2 separate regions of the Homo sapiens genome follow, and region 2 is linked to region 1. A link is a loop called in an ENCODE intact Hi-C map of the cell type or tissue named here. Cell type or tissue: PC-3. All regions are shown on one strand. Links, peaks and the distances in the headings refer to the core of each region. The heading gives the core; the rest is flanking DNA. Region 1 overlaps LOC101929555 (a long non-coding RNA gene). Region 2 overlaps LOC101929555 (a long non-coding RNA gene).

What was found. Hi-C counts contacts between places; a loop is a spot of excess contacts. Peaks named below come from ENCODE experiments on the same cell type or tissue, not always from the same donor. Only the 100,000 strongest peaks of a DNase experiment are listed, where the experiment ranks them.
Region 2: a loop joins it to region 1, with 10 times the contacts of the local background. A loop is called at or near these places in 7 of 110 quality-filtered maps.

What each region holds. Positions count from the first base shown.
Region 1 is chr6:40,904,415-40,911,632 of GRCh38, reverse strand. All of the region lies in intron 1 of LOC101929555 (a long non-coding RNA gene), which reads left to right. Among named protein-coding and RNA genes, the nearest start is that of UNC5CL, 130 kb to the left of the region's middle. In PC-3, for the core only: no CTCF peak of the experiment used is centred there; DNase peaks (open chromatin) are centred at 4,042 and 4,672; H3K4me3 peaks cover 536 bases; H3K27ac peaks cover 1,712 bases.
Region 2 is chr6:40,958,950-40,966,167 of GRCh38, reverse strand. The region is part of intron 1 of LOC101929555 (a long non-coding RNA gene); the gene reads left to right. Among named protein-coding and RNA genes, the nearest start is that of UNC5CL, 77 kb to the left of the region's middle. In PC-3, for the core only: no CTCF peak of the experiment used is centred there; DNase peaks (open chromatin) are centred at 3,737 and 4,927; H3K27ac peaks cover 2,349 bases.

The DNA of each region.
Region 1 (7,218 bases), core at 2,066-6,065:
AGGCAGGCAGGGCCAGAAACACAATGAGCCATGTCTGAAGATCAAGGAGGGTGGGGGTGGAGGGCTGCAGAACTTTGGTGAAAGGGAAGAGTGTTACCTAACTAGACCCGTGAGTATAAAAACAAGGGCCCATCCAGCCAAACAGCTAAACAGATGAAAGCTTCATATTTCTTTTGGGTGGATTCCTGGTTGTGCAGTGACCTCTGGGAGGAGAAGTCAAGGAGTTTGGGGCTTGGAGGAAGGGCCAAGAGGGACAGGGGTTTTTGTCCTTTGCCAATATGGCCCTCCTTCCTCTCTGTGTTCTCTCATCTTTTGGCTTGTAGTTCAGGACCTGCCTGCATCCCCTGCTCTGGTTTCTAAGCAATAGCTGGTGACTTCTTCCCAACATTTGAACTTGCCTTCACAGTGCCCCCAGTCCTTAGGGTGGCTAGTTAGCAGATGCCTGACTAAGCATTATTAATATCCAGGCCCTGTGGCTGCCTCGGGGGTTCACAATAGGAGCTCACAGGCTAATGAAGAGGCGATTGCAAGGCAGTCTGAAAAGTGCTATAACAAAAGCATAGGGTGTGTATGGCATTGAGGAAGGGTTGTCAGTCATGGCAGTTCACAGAGAAGGTAAACAATTAGGTGTGTATATTATAGAGGTGAGCCACAAAGGGTCAGAAATGATCAGGAGAGACAAGTGCAAGCAGGGGACATGACAGATGCAGGAATGCATGACTATAGGCTCCTTGAAGGCAGCGAGGGCTCATGCATTTATCGATACTGTATTCCTGGTGACTATCTCAGCTCTCACATGTAGAAGTGCTTATGTGGATGTGAATAATGAATACATGAAAAAAAGTGATGGTATATTGGTTAGAAAGCTATCAGTTGCAAGTAATAAAAAAACTCTTAAACATCAAACAGAGAGGGAAGATATTAGTCACATAACAAAGAGAGAGTAGGTGGTAGGATTCTGCCTCCACCTCTTTACAGCAGTTTTAGGCCACACATTCTAACACAGTGATGTCCAAAGGCAGAAATAGGGCTGTCTTTAATGGGATCTTTATCTTAAGGGCAAGAATTCTCATAAGGGCTCCAGTGGAACTTCTCTCAGGTCTCAGTGGCCCCATGCTTAGCTGTAATTCAATCACTGGCAAGAAGAATAGGGTAGCCCTGATTCACTAAGACCAATAACTGGAGCTTAGATGTTGTGTCATCCACTGAAATGAGAAAGGCTGGAAGTGACTCTATAAAGAGATTCTGGGACCTTTAATTTAACTTCATCTTACTCTTTAAAAGAGATTGCTGTGGTCACTGAAGTATAATTTCAATTGCTTTAGATTATTCTTTTAAAAGCAGAACTTCTAAATTTTTTAGAATTTGAGCTTTTGTAAAATCTTCAACAATTGTGTCACTATTGACATTTATAGGGATATATTTGAATAATAAATGGATAAAGCTTTCTGCAAATTATTTTCTGAGAAGGCAATAGGTAAACTTGGTAAAAAAAAAAATGAAGATACAAGGAGATTTACCATGAGAAACAACTCTGCTCCCATCCCTGTCCTCCCTCCAACCCTTGACCTCCCCAGAGCCAGTCACTACTAAGGATTTCTTGCGTGGGCTTCCAGAAATACTATATGCATGTTCAAACATGTATGCATTCATATTCACCACTTCAGTACTAAACAAACAGTACACACTCTACTTTACCTTGCCTTTACACTTGGATGCCACTTTAAAATGGACATTCCTAGCTTTTATATTTTGCCTGAGGTGGTAAACTATTAATTCTAAATGGACTGTGAAAAAATGTCCATGTATATTACACTTTATAGAGAAACCATTAAAAATAATATGAAGAGAGATAGCTAAAAAGTTAAAAGGTATATTAAAATATAATACTAAAAATATTCAAATAATGCAAGAGAAGGCAGGAAAGGGGAAACAGGAGCAAGAAACAGAGAGGGAAAACTAATGAAACGATAGATCTAAATTCAATCATGTCAGTTAAATTACATAAAATCGCATGAAATATAAATGGTCTTAACACACCGAGAGTGTCAGAGTGGAAAATAACAACAAAACAACATCCCACCTCTATGTTGTCTATGAGACAGACTTTAAATATAAAAATACAAATAGGTTTAGTTTAAAAGTAAATAATGGAGAATATGTACCATTCAAACAGTAATCAAGAGATAACTGAAGTGATATAAAGTGGTGTGGCCAATATGGAAAAAGTCTGGTGGTTCTATTTAAAATAGAATTATTATACAATCCAGCAATTTGACTTCTGGGTATAGATCCAAAAGAATTGAAAACCAGTTCCCAAGAGATATTTGTACCCTCATGTTCACAGCGTTATGTACAACAGCCAAGAGGTACAAGCAACCCAAATGTGCATAGACAGCTGGATAGATACATGAAATATGGCCTAGCCACACAATGGAATATTATTCAGCCTTAAAAAGGAGGGGAATTCTGACACATGCTACAACATGGTTGACTCTTGAGGAAATTATGCTAACTGAAATCAGCCAGTCAAAAAAGACAAATACAGTATAATTCCATTTGTATACAGTATCTAGAATGGTCAAATTTATAGAGGAAGAAAGTAGGATGGTTGTTGACAGGGGCTGTGGGGAGAAGAAAATGGGTGAAATGTTGCTTAATGAGTACAGAGTTTCAGTTTTGCGAGATAAAAACATTCTGGAGATTGGTTGCCCAACTATGTGAATATACTTAACACCACTAAACATCACTGAACACTTAAAAGTGACTAAGGTGGTAAATTTTATGTTATGTGTAGTTTACCATAATTTAAAAACATAGTTGAAGTGGTTAGATTAATGTCAGAAAAGATAGATTTCATAACATGGAAAGTTACAAGGGAAAAGAAGAATACTACAGAAGAGCAAAAGGGTCAATTCACCAAAAGACATTACAATTCTAAACATATACGCATCCTACCATAAAACTTGAAAATAAATAAAGGAAGAATTGACAGAACTGGAGGATGAAACAGAAAACATGCTATCATAGTTGGAGACTCCGGCATGCCTCTCTCAGTGATTGATACAACTAGATGTAAAATCAATAAGGTTATGGAAGACCTAAACAACTCGAGTAACCAATTTGACCTAATGAACATTTTTAGAAAAAGTCCATAGCAGAATACATATTCTTTTTAAAGGTGACATTCTGAGTGTACAGCAAGTCCTTCCAGCCTTTCTTTCTTCTTTAGTTCTTCGTTCATGTAATTGTTTCTCTCTTCCTGTCTATCTTTCTCTCTCCTCCATCTACTGCTCCCTTTTCCACTTATTTTGTTACTCTCTTCCTTTTCCTCCCATCTCATTTCTTTTTGTCTTTCTCCTACCCTTTAATATATTCTATCTAGTACTAATTTCATAAAATTAGATGCTTACTGTTTTAATTTAAAAAAGAGGTGAATGTTTTCTTTCTGAACAAAAAATAAACAATTTTAAATTAAGTTGATTTTTTGTATGTGAGGTGTTCAGTTGATTTCTCCCCCTAGATCTGGCCCTGACTATCTGCTTTAAATTGCTTTGGAAATTCATAGCAAGACCATTTATGACTGCAGTTGCTGGGAAAGGAAGGCTTCCTGGAGGAGGTAGAATTTGGAGTTGGATAAAGCTTGGATTGATAAGGGTGGTTTAAGGGGAACTTCATTTTAATTTATCTGTCTGTGTTCAAAGCATTGTAAATGATCTGTTTGTCCACATGGCGTCGAATGAAGTGAATGCACAAATGTGGGCACCCATCCCTTCTCCATCTCACAGCTGCTATTTTTGGGGAAGAATCTCTCCTTTCTTAAGTGCCCTTTCCCCTCACTTTTCAGAGCCAGGCCCACTGTAATAACTGTAGGTTTTTCCCTGCTGGAACTCTCCATTTTGCCTAACTGCTTACCATTGTCAGGTATGCAGTTAGCTTTGCCACTTCTCTTGGAGCTGCCAGCTCATTATTTGTTTGTCTCTGGATGCCCTGCGGCTTCTGCTGCTCTGCCTCACTGGCCTTGGATCAGGCTCCTATGCATGACCTGGCAGCGTGCCACCTGCTTCCTGAGGCTCCTGGAGACCTCTTCCTGGCCCTCTGTCTCTCTAAGTGAGGGATACTTTCCTCTTGGACTGGGAGGCTGCTTTTTTAAGCACTTTCTGCTGTCTCATTGTGTGTGCATGTGGATGTTTGCACTTATGGAAGTGTGTGTGTGTCTGCCAGAGGAGGATGTGCTCATGAAATAATAGCCTGACCATGCAGCTTAAATCGACAGCATGTGCTTGGTGGTACAAATGAAGACCCATCTGGAATCTCCATCCCAGCCTACTACTTCTCACAGGGTCAGTCTGTCCTGTGAGTTCCTATATGTTTATCAGGTTCACATAGAATCTGAGCTGTGATTTGCAGGGACCCGGGAGGATCTTCTCTACTCCAAAACTCCTCCTCCACTGGGGCCTGAAGTTTTGCCATTTGGCATTTCTTAATTTGGGTTGAGCATTGCCTTCTAGAGACTCCGTTTTAAAAGTGCAAATACTTCTGGAAGGAGGCACCCAGAGCCAGAAAGATGGAATATTATATGATTAATTTCCTTCACATTTTTACAGACAAGGAAGGAAAGCAATGTGCCGGTGATGTTTCTGAGGTCACTTGGCAAGTACATGGCAGAGCCCTAGTTCATTAGTCATCGCCTTCCTGAATCACAGGGCACCACCTTCACAATGTGCCATAAAGGCATTCACCACAGGCTTCTTTACCTAATGGGGCCATTATTGGGAACATGATGGGCAAGACCAATTGGAACAAAAGGTGCTGATAATGTTGATAAATTTGGACTTTTCCATAACTTAGGGAACTGGTTTTCTGTCTAGACCAGTGCTATTCAATGGAAATATAATGTGAGCCACAAACATGAACCATGTATGCAATAAAAAACTGTCTAGTAGCCACATTAAACAAATAATAGGGAAAAAAGGGCAAAAACAAAGCAGGTAAAATTAATGTTAATAATTTATTAAACTTAACCCAATAGTATAAAAATATTATTTTCACATGCACTCTAAAAATGCACTTTTTAAAAAATTAATGAGATATTTTGCTGTTCTTTTTAACAAGGTCTTTGAAATGCAGGTGTATTTTACACTTAAAGCTCATCTCAATTTGCACTAGCCACATCCAGAGCTCAATAATAGTACATATGACTAGTGACATCTGTACTGAATGGCAGCTCTAAACCATCCCTTTTGGAGGATTTTGTACCTATCCCTCTGACCAAGGCATTGTCTGCACATGCCTTTCTCCTCCAGACCTGATGTTCATAGGCCTGTAGGTACCATAGGAACCATCCAGTCCAAGGACTTCACCTTCTATTCCATGGAATCCTCAGAGATGCAGACAGGGGTGGAGAGTTGGGGAGAGGAAGGGTGCCTGTGGCTTTGCTTCCAGTCATGTGCATTGCTGTTATATGGGTGTCCTGATGAATATCTGCAGATTACCTTACCAAATGTCACCTAAACTAACCCCCACAAAAGAACAAACTGCTTAAACATATCCCTACAGCAAAACCACAAGTTGAACACAGTATCTGTAAGGCAAGCCCAAGTGGATGGTGAGAAATAGCTAAACTGGCATTTTCTTACTCCCATGACAAACCCTTTGTCAGCCATGTGATGAGACTACAACAGCAGTGGTAGGGCCAGCTTCTGCATTTCAAAACTATCAGTAAAGCTATATGAAATGTGAATGTATATCCACTGTCATTAACAAAGAACTTCACCCTAAGAATGGCTTATGGCTTGGTATATTAGTGTGTGATATGTCTAATTTGTTACATATGTTTTATCATGTAGGCAATATATTTGTTTCATAGATGGACACAATTTAGACATACATACAGACTTTGAAAACATTAGTTGGATCAGGTCACTCCTTTGCTCAAAAGCCTGCAATGGCTCCCCACTCCACTCAGGGGAAACCTCAAGGCCTATGATGGCCAGTGGGCCCTAACCCCATTGTGCCTGCCTCACCATGTTTCTGATACCATATCCTCCCACTCTTACTGCCTTTCTCTCTGCTCCAGCCACACTGGCCTTTTTGCTGTTTACCATTTTTATTAAACCCATAACAACAAAATCCATTCAGTTTTGCACATTTTTGAACTTTTTAGAAGTGCAGTCATACTGTACAAATTCTGCCATCTTAATCAATTTCCCTATTCTTAAGATTTATCCATGGTATTTTATGTAGCTATAATTCATCCATTTTTACTACTGTATAGTATTCCAGAATGTAATCGTTCCTCATTTAAAAAGACATCCTCCCACTGTAGCTTCTAGTTGCTTTTTTTCTGTTCAAACTGGCTGGGCCACTATGAACATTTTGTCTTTGGATATGTGTCCTAGGGCTCATGTGCCCACATGCACTTAAGTCATAGGCGTACACATTATCTACATGCCTTTTGTCACTACCTTTATATATGCTTGTCACTAAGTTTGGAATCTCTTCCTCCTCTGCCAAACTCCTGCTGGTATTTTAAGACCAACTCACATGTCACCTTCTTTGAGAAAGCTTCCTCTCTATGTCTTGAAACTTATTATTTGTCAAAAGATACAATTTCAACAAATTGAGTTTAAAGGTGTAATTGGCTTTTATTAGCAATTCATGAATCAGGCAGCATCCCTTCTGGAAAATAGATATCAGCTCTGATGACCTGAGTAGAGGCAGTTGGCTTTACAAGCAGAAAATGCTGAAGAAACCAAAACCGAGGAACAAAAAGCAGACTGGTCATTTCAAAGTTACAGAGTTCACAGAGAGGACTTCCTTATCATGCCTGCTCAAGTAGACTGCCTGGTGCTGTAAATCTCCTTCCTTTCCTTTCTTTTCTTCTCTTTTCTCTTCTCTTCTCTCTTCTCTTCTTTTTTCTTCCTACCAGCTCATCTTAAAGGTATGTTTGATTTTGCGGTACCTAGCATGAGTGGTTCCATTGTGATTTGGTCTGGTCTCTTGAGGCTTACTGCAGGAGCTCAGTCCAAAACAATGGCCATCCATACATTTTAGCACTTGTATGTGATGCATCCTAGTATACCTCTCTCTCACTCTGTACATTAAGTGTAGTGGCATTTCTCTTAAGTAACCTCTGCTGCTATTATTCCATTTAGGCTGCTGTAACAAAATACCATAGATTGGGTGGCTTACAAGCAACAGAGATTTATTTCTCAC
Region 2 (7,218 bases), core at 1,511-5,510, 55 kb before region 1:
GTCTTTAGGGTCCAGTTCCAATGCCTTTTACCCAGTCACCCCATGAATAGAGCCTGCTTTTCTGGCAGTATGTGGTTTGTTCCTCCTCATCTAAGTGCACACATAGTGCATGCATTGTAACTACTCCTACTTCCAAACAGGTCTTCTTGGTCCTCTTTGAAAATTCAGAAAACAAAATGTCATGAATGTAATGAAAAGGATCTTTCTCTGGTGGGTAAAAATCTTAGAGTGACTTTAGATGAAATTTCCACCATTCTGGAAAACCCATCCTCATGGTCTGGGCCTGGAGATTTGGAGGGTCGCAGATGAGAAAATGTTACAGCTGGAATCTAGAGAATTTCTGGATAAGAACAACCTCTGCTTTTATTCTTGAAGAGACTGATTGAGGCTCAGAAGTTTTAGGAGGCTTTCCCAAAGATATATGACTGCATCAGGGTCTAGGCCACAGTATACCCTGGATATTTTGCTGAAAACGAAAAGCCCCAGAATTTTTCTTATGATTGGCCTGGTTCTTCCAAATTAAACTAGGTGGGAGAAGTTACTAATAAAGAATTCTGGTTAGTTGGCAAGCAATGATTAATATGCCAATGTTCCTCAGTTGATCGTGAGTGTGAATTCACTTTGTTTGATCGCGTAAGTTCCTTGAAGCCCTTCACTTGCACCTTATTTTCTCATAGTACCTCAAGACTTGCCAGGCACATAGTAGGCACTCAGTAAAGAACTGCTGAATTAAATGATGCTTGCACCCACATGCACATCTCATCCTCCAAATTCTTCCCTAATGGACCGTGGTGACATGCTTTAATTAAAAGACCGCTATTAAAAATGGAGCCCTGATGAGTAAACATGGTAATATGTGGTGGAGGGAATGATTCACTAGCTTCCAGCCACCAAAGTTTAATTAATCCACTGTAATACCATTTAATGTTATTGGATACTCACCACAGGGGAGAAGCTGGGCCTCTGCAGGGAATGTAAAGAAAGATAAGGACACTCAGGTTTCTAGGATTCTCATTGGCTGAAGCCCAGAGAGGAACATTTCTCCTTCAACTGCTTCCTTGGTCTAATAACTACTCATTGGGTACTTTGGGTTCAATATTTGCTATTTCTGCAAAGTCTGGCTTTGAATGCACCATTGGCACCACACTCTACCTATAGAACCTGCTTTGTTTTCTTCTTTCTTCATCCACTAGTCTGTCATTATTTCCATCCTTCCATCTGTTATATCCACCCATCTATCCATCCAGTCAGCTTGGAGTACCTTTCTTTTGTGCCAGGCACTGTTTAAAGGTAAGGTCCTAGACGATCTGGTTGTCCCCTTCTTCAGTTCCTACCACCTTCTTTTTCACTCCGCTGAGTGTCACACCAGCCTTCCTGTTATTCCCTAGGGTCTTTGCATTGACATTCTCTTTGATTGAATTCCATTCCACCAGATTCTTACATGGCTTACTCCGGTATTTCATTCAGGCTTTTGCTCAAATGTCCCCAGGAGTACTGCACTTCCATTATGCTATCCCCTTTACCCTGCTTTCTTTTTCTTTGAGCCACTTATCACCACTTGAAATTATAGCATTTATTTATGTGTTTATTGTCTAGCTCTACTTTTAAGATGCAAGTTCCTTGAAGACAAGGATTTTCTTTATCTTTGATGCTATATTCCTAGCACCTTAAAGATAGTCCAGCACAGAGTAAGTGCTCAGTAAGTATTTGTTGAATGACAGAATGATAATGGCCTTAATTTTGCCCTTGAATGCTTTACAGTATATTTAGGGTGACAGAAATAATATTTAAGAAGATAAGTAAAATAAGGTGGCCAGATGAATGGTTTCTGACCATCAGAAGACAAGATGATCATGTTTACTTGGAGGGGGGATTTCTTGGAAGGCTGGGAGCACTTAGATAAGGGTGATGTAGTAGATAACATGCCTGCCCCACCCACATCCCCCCATACCACCTCCAGGTTCACGTGCATCTGCCATAGACAGTGACTGTGCCCACTAGCGCTTCCCACTCACCTGCTCAGGGTTTTGGATCTCTGGGTTTTTCTGGTACTATGGGAGTTTGCTCAGCTTAGGTACAGGGTGACCCAGAGGGGTTGGAAATTAAAGTCCCCAGAGGTCAGTAAATAAATATTTCTGCTTCCCTGTCCAGCACCGGGACAACTCAGAGGCATATTCTCTGCAGTCACTCCTGGGGGGAGTGAGTCCAAGTGTCCAAAGCAGTAACCCCCTCATACATGTGCCCTGTATTGGCTTTTCTCCCTTCCCTGTCTCACTTCTCCACCTCACTTGGTGTCTTAGGCTCACCTCTTACATAAACCACCAGCACCTACGATCTTGTCTCAGGGTCTGCCTTCAGGAAACCCAAACTAAGACAGTCAGTGTGGGGAAAGGCTATTCCAGATACCATGAAAAAAGTCAGTAACCTGTAGATTTCCCTGGGGCCCTGACTGTCCAGCAGTCTGAGCCCCTGCACCTTGCTGGTGCCATTGACCACTTACTCAAGTGAGGGGGAGCCTTTGATCCCTGGTGGCAAGGGAGGCAGCAGAGTGCAGGGAAAGGGTGGGGGTCTAGGAGTCAAGAGTCCTGGGTTCTCTCTGGGCTCTGCCACTAATATGCTGTTTACCCAAGGGGCAAGTCCCCTCTCTGGTTCTTAGTCTTGTCATTGGCCCAGGGAGGTGTTTGTGCTGTCTCATCCCTAAGCTTCCATGTTGCTCTGAGATGCCACACCAGCTCCATGGTTTGCTTTTCTTCACTTCTCTTCCCTCCCACTCCAATCATCTGTATTTGCCTCTTGGTCTATTCCTGCAAAGTCCCCATGCTGGGCCTAGTTTTGGAGGTCTGGATGGTAAAATACCCAGCGTTAGTTTTCTCTAGTAAGGAAAATTGTTTTCTCTACGCCTGAGGTGTCATTATTGTTAATAATGATGACATCAGTCTACCTCATCAGGACCTGTGAGTGCTTAACTAAGAAAAATGCTTTTGTCATTGTTAGTAAATATGAAGTGTGCCTACTCAATCAGAATGACACCTCCAGACGGGTGAGTCCATTCCTTTCCCCACACCCCAGCTACTCATTTGCAAATGAGCCCTTCTTCAAATGACAGTGTTTATTTTTTATTGATGTTTCAGCACTTTGACAAATACATTTTTCCATGAAGAGAAACATAATTAACTTAAGTCATTTATATTAATCACAAGGGGGGAAAGTCATGCAAAACAGGGGTAATTTTGTACTGAACAAGGCACGATATCTAATGAATATAGATGATGCTGATTTATGTGTTTATCCAAAAAGCATCAGTGGGGGAAAAAAAAGCCAACACCAAACCTCATCCCACTCCCACAAAAAAAACAACAAAGAAATAGCCTTCAAGGTCTGTTTAATGAGGCTTCCTCGTTTGGTGGCATCCTGCCCACAGATTGAAAAATAAAATGACTTTTCAAGTGTTTATGGAGCTTGAAAAGCCAGAGAAACTCCTTCCCAGCGTGGGTGCCCTCTGCATGAATTCAGGGAAACTGGAATTACTTATTTCAGCAAATTCAGGCTGATGAGGCCCAGTCTACACAGGTGGGCTGTCACAGACTCCTTCCCATGGAAGGTTCAGGAAGGATTCTGAGGTCTGTCATTGCAGGATGTGGTCAACAGAGTTCTGGCCACAGTAGCTCAGATTCCCCAGCTGTGTCGACCAATGGAGGTGGATCCACTTGATGGAAGGTTGGAATGATTCACCACTGTGAGTATGAGTGGTAACACTTCCTGTTTGTGTAGTTCTCTCTACCCTACACTTGTGAGTAAACTAATTGGCTGGGGCTCACAGAAACAAAGAAGAAAGACTCAGGCAAGTGGGAGGAGACAAGGAAGCACCCTAGGAACATCATGAAGTCACAGAATGTTCGAGCCAGAAGCCCATACCTGGCACAAAACTCACCTCCTCATTTTCCCACTGAGGAAACTAAAAACCAGAGAATGAGAACAGTTGGCATTTGTTGAGCATTCGCTTTGTGTCGGGCCCTGTTCTAAGTGTTTTTTGTGTTTTAATCCTCACAATAATTTTATGAGATAGGTACTATCATTATACCCATTTTACAGACAAGGAAACCAAGGCTCAGAGAAAGAAGGGTACTTTCGCAAGGAAGGTCCCACAATAGGAGACTGGCTGGACTGAACCAGACTTTGGTCTTTCCAAACCCTTCATCCAGAGCGGAGGGAAGCTGGTCATTTGTATGAATGAAACACCTGTGGGAGCTTTTATGCCAGACTTTGGAAACTTTTTAAGAGCTCATACTGTCTCTTTTTGTTTTATGTGGTCTGTTCCCTTTGCTGCCACTAGCCATAAACATCCCTACAAAATCTCAACAGACTGCAAGCTTGCCTCAGGGACACAGAGGTGATGGTTTAATGAACTACGAGATGATACTCCAGGGGATCTGGGTTGGGATTATTAGGCGGAGGGAGTGAATGTGTGTCGGCAGAGGACCTAGTGCCCAAGGGTCCCAGAAGAACAGAGAGGCCTGCCCTGGAGCTGGTCTGGGACCTTGCAGGGCCTTGCAATAGCAGCCACTGCTCATTTTTTCTGGTGGAAAAATTGAGGCAGGGCAACCTGTTCCTGTCCACTCAGGTTAGTGGTGAGCCCTGCCTACCTGAATCCTTTGCCTAGTCACGATTTTTCCTCCACTCCAGGCTCTCAAATATTAGACAGTAGTCCTGAGGGGCATTGAACTCTGGAGCCAGAGTGTCTGGATTTGATTCCTGCCTCTGCCACTTAATGTGTGAACTTGGAAGAGGCCTCCAACCTCTCTAGGCTCAGTTTCCTGTACCTCCACCACCGGATGGCTAAGGATTAAAGAGCTCGATGTATGCTAAGGACTTAGAACAGCAGAGCAGCATATGTTAGCATCAGCCATTGTCACTATTATTATTGGAAACAACCCAAAGCCCGTGAGCACTCACCTCCTCATCAGTGACCACATACAAATCTTAAGCAAACACCAGATTTGGGCAGGTCTAGGACACTGGGGAGGGCAGGCAGGTGTCTGGTTCAGGGGCAGGCTGCAGCCACATCTGCCTGCATGCACACTGAGCCTCCTGCCCACTGACCAGGCTGCAATTTGTCTCTTGCCTGGTCTGCAGCTCCCTGCACATGCCAGGCCAAGAGCGGGCGCCGGTGCCAAGGCCCCATCTATCCTCCACTGCCTGGATGGTGGGGCTGGAGAGCGCATCTGTCACTGTCTCCGGTGGCATGGATGACTGGCATGTCATCTTTGACAAATGTCTGTGCTGGCGAGCTCTGTGCGGCTGTGGGTACTTACAGATGCCGAAAACTCACAAACACAGAAGGGCTGCTCCGCACGCTGGCAAACATAAATGAGGACTAGGGCAGCTATGGATTGGAAGGCGGGGGAAAGGAGGCAGCAGAGTGCAGGACTTGGACTGGGAAGACCTGGGCTCTGCCTCTCACCATATCCTCTCTCTGCACCAGGGTTTCATTGCCCATAAAGTGGCCATAAAGGTCTCTGCCCTGTCTTCAGTGATATCATAGGAATCAGTCATAATTTTCATCATACTATTGGCAATGATAGCTGCAAACCCTTATCAAACACCTGCCTTGGGTCAGGCACTTACACATACACACACTTCCTCACCAAATTCCCACAAGCACATTTTACAGATGAGGAAATGGAGATTCAGGAAAGCAACTTGTCTGGGGTCACATAGCAAGTGTCGGAGCCATCTTAGGACACATAGGACACACCTTAGGTGCATACTGTAGGTCAGGGGTCAACAAGTTTTATCTATAAAGGGTCAGAAAGTTGATGTTTTATGCTTTGCAGGCCTATGATCTCTTGCATCTACTCACTGCTGCCCTTGTTTTTTGCAAATCAGTCAATAAATAAATGAATGTGGGTGTATTTCAATGCAATGTTATTTATAAAAACAGTTGGTCAGCTAGATTTAGCTCTGAATCTCTCAGGCCATAGTTTGCTGACCCCTGGTCTAGGCTTCCAAATCAAAGGAGGTGATTATGAGACAGGGCTGTTTACACTTCTGACAGGCAGTATCTGGTATGGTTCACGTCATGGACTTGGGAGCCAGCCTGCTTGTGTTCCATCTCCAGCTGGGTCACTTATTGGTTGTGTGATCCTGGGCCAGTGACTTAACAGCTCCATACCTCAATTTACCCATCTGTAAAATGGGACTAACAGTACTGTTTAGACCCCAAGGTTGTGAGGGTTAAATGATTGATCATGTAAGGAGCTTGGAGTAGTGCCTGGCATTACCATCATGAGCGCTGGGTAGATGTCACCTATGATCACATGCCAGGGGATTTTATCTGCAACACCTGAGAGTCTGATGCTCATTTAGATGATGAGGTGGGCAAAAGCTCCTGGCTCAGCTCTCCTGGTCGCAGCTTTCTTCTCTCCTCCTGCCACCAACACAAATTCTTTGTCGGGGAAGTGCCTGCCTTATCATTTGTTCAGCATCTCAGTGGCAGTCCTAACCCCCTAGGATGCCAGACATGGAAGAAACCTTAGGGCCTAGTCTGCTTCTTACAACCATACGGACCCTGAGGTCCTTGTGACCTTGGCAAAACATTTTGCTTCTTTGCACTTTAGTTTCCTTATCTGCTTTTTTTTTATTTTTAATTTTTTCATTCCTCTTAGCTCATATCTAAAGTTTCATTATCTGTGAAAGGGGGATGATAGTAGAAGCACCCACCTCACATGGGTAGAGAGGTACATCGATGTTTATGTACAAAGAGCCTGGCACAATACTTGGCAGAGAGTAAACGCACAATAAACATCAACATCTTTATGAGGGGAACACAAGGGAGGGAATAAGAGGCCACAAGGATTCCTGAAATCACTGGGAATCCTGTAAGAATAGACTTCGAACTCCTATCCTGTAGATATTTGACAGGAGATGTGGTTCAGACACTAAGGGGAACGTGACCTTCTTCTGTGGTCCTAAACTAGTTAGATCTGAGGCCCTAGCAGTAATACATATATTCTCTTACCGAATCTTCCCCAGAACCCCACAAAGGTTTTAGGTGGAACCTATGAGACTGCCAATATTCAACAATTTTTAACCTACAAAGACACTTTCATGTGGTTTACTCTAATGTTATCATTATCATTTCTACTTTCAGATGACAGGCTTAGAGGGGTTAAGCAGCTATTTGAAGGTCACACAGCCTGTTTGTGGAGAGTGCTTTGG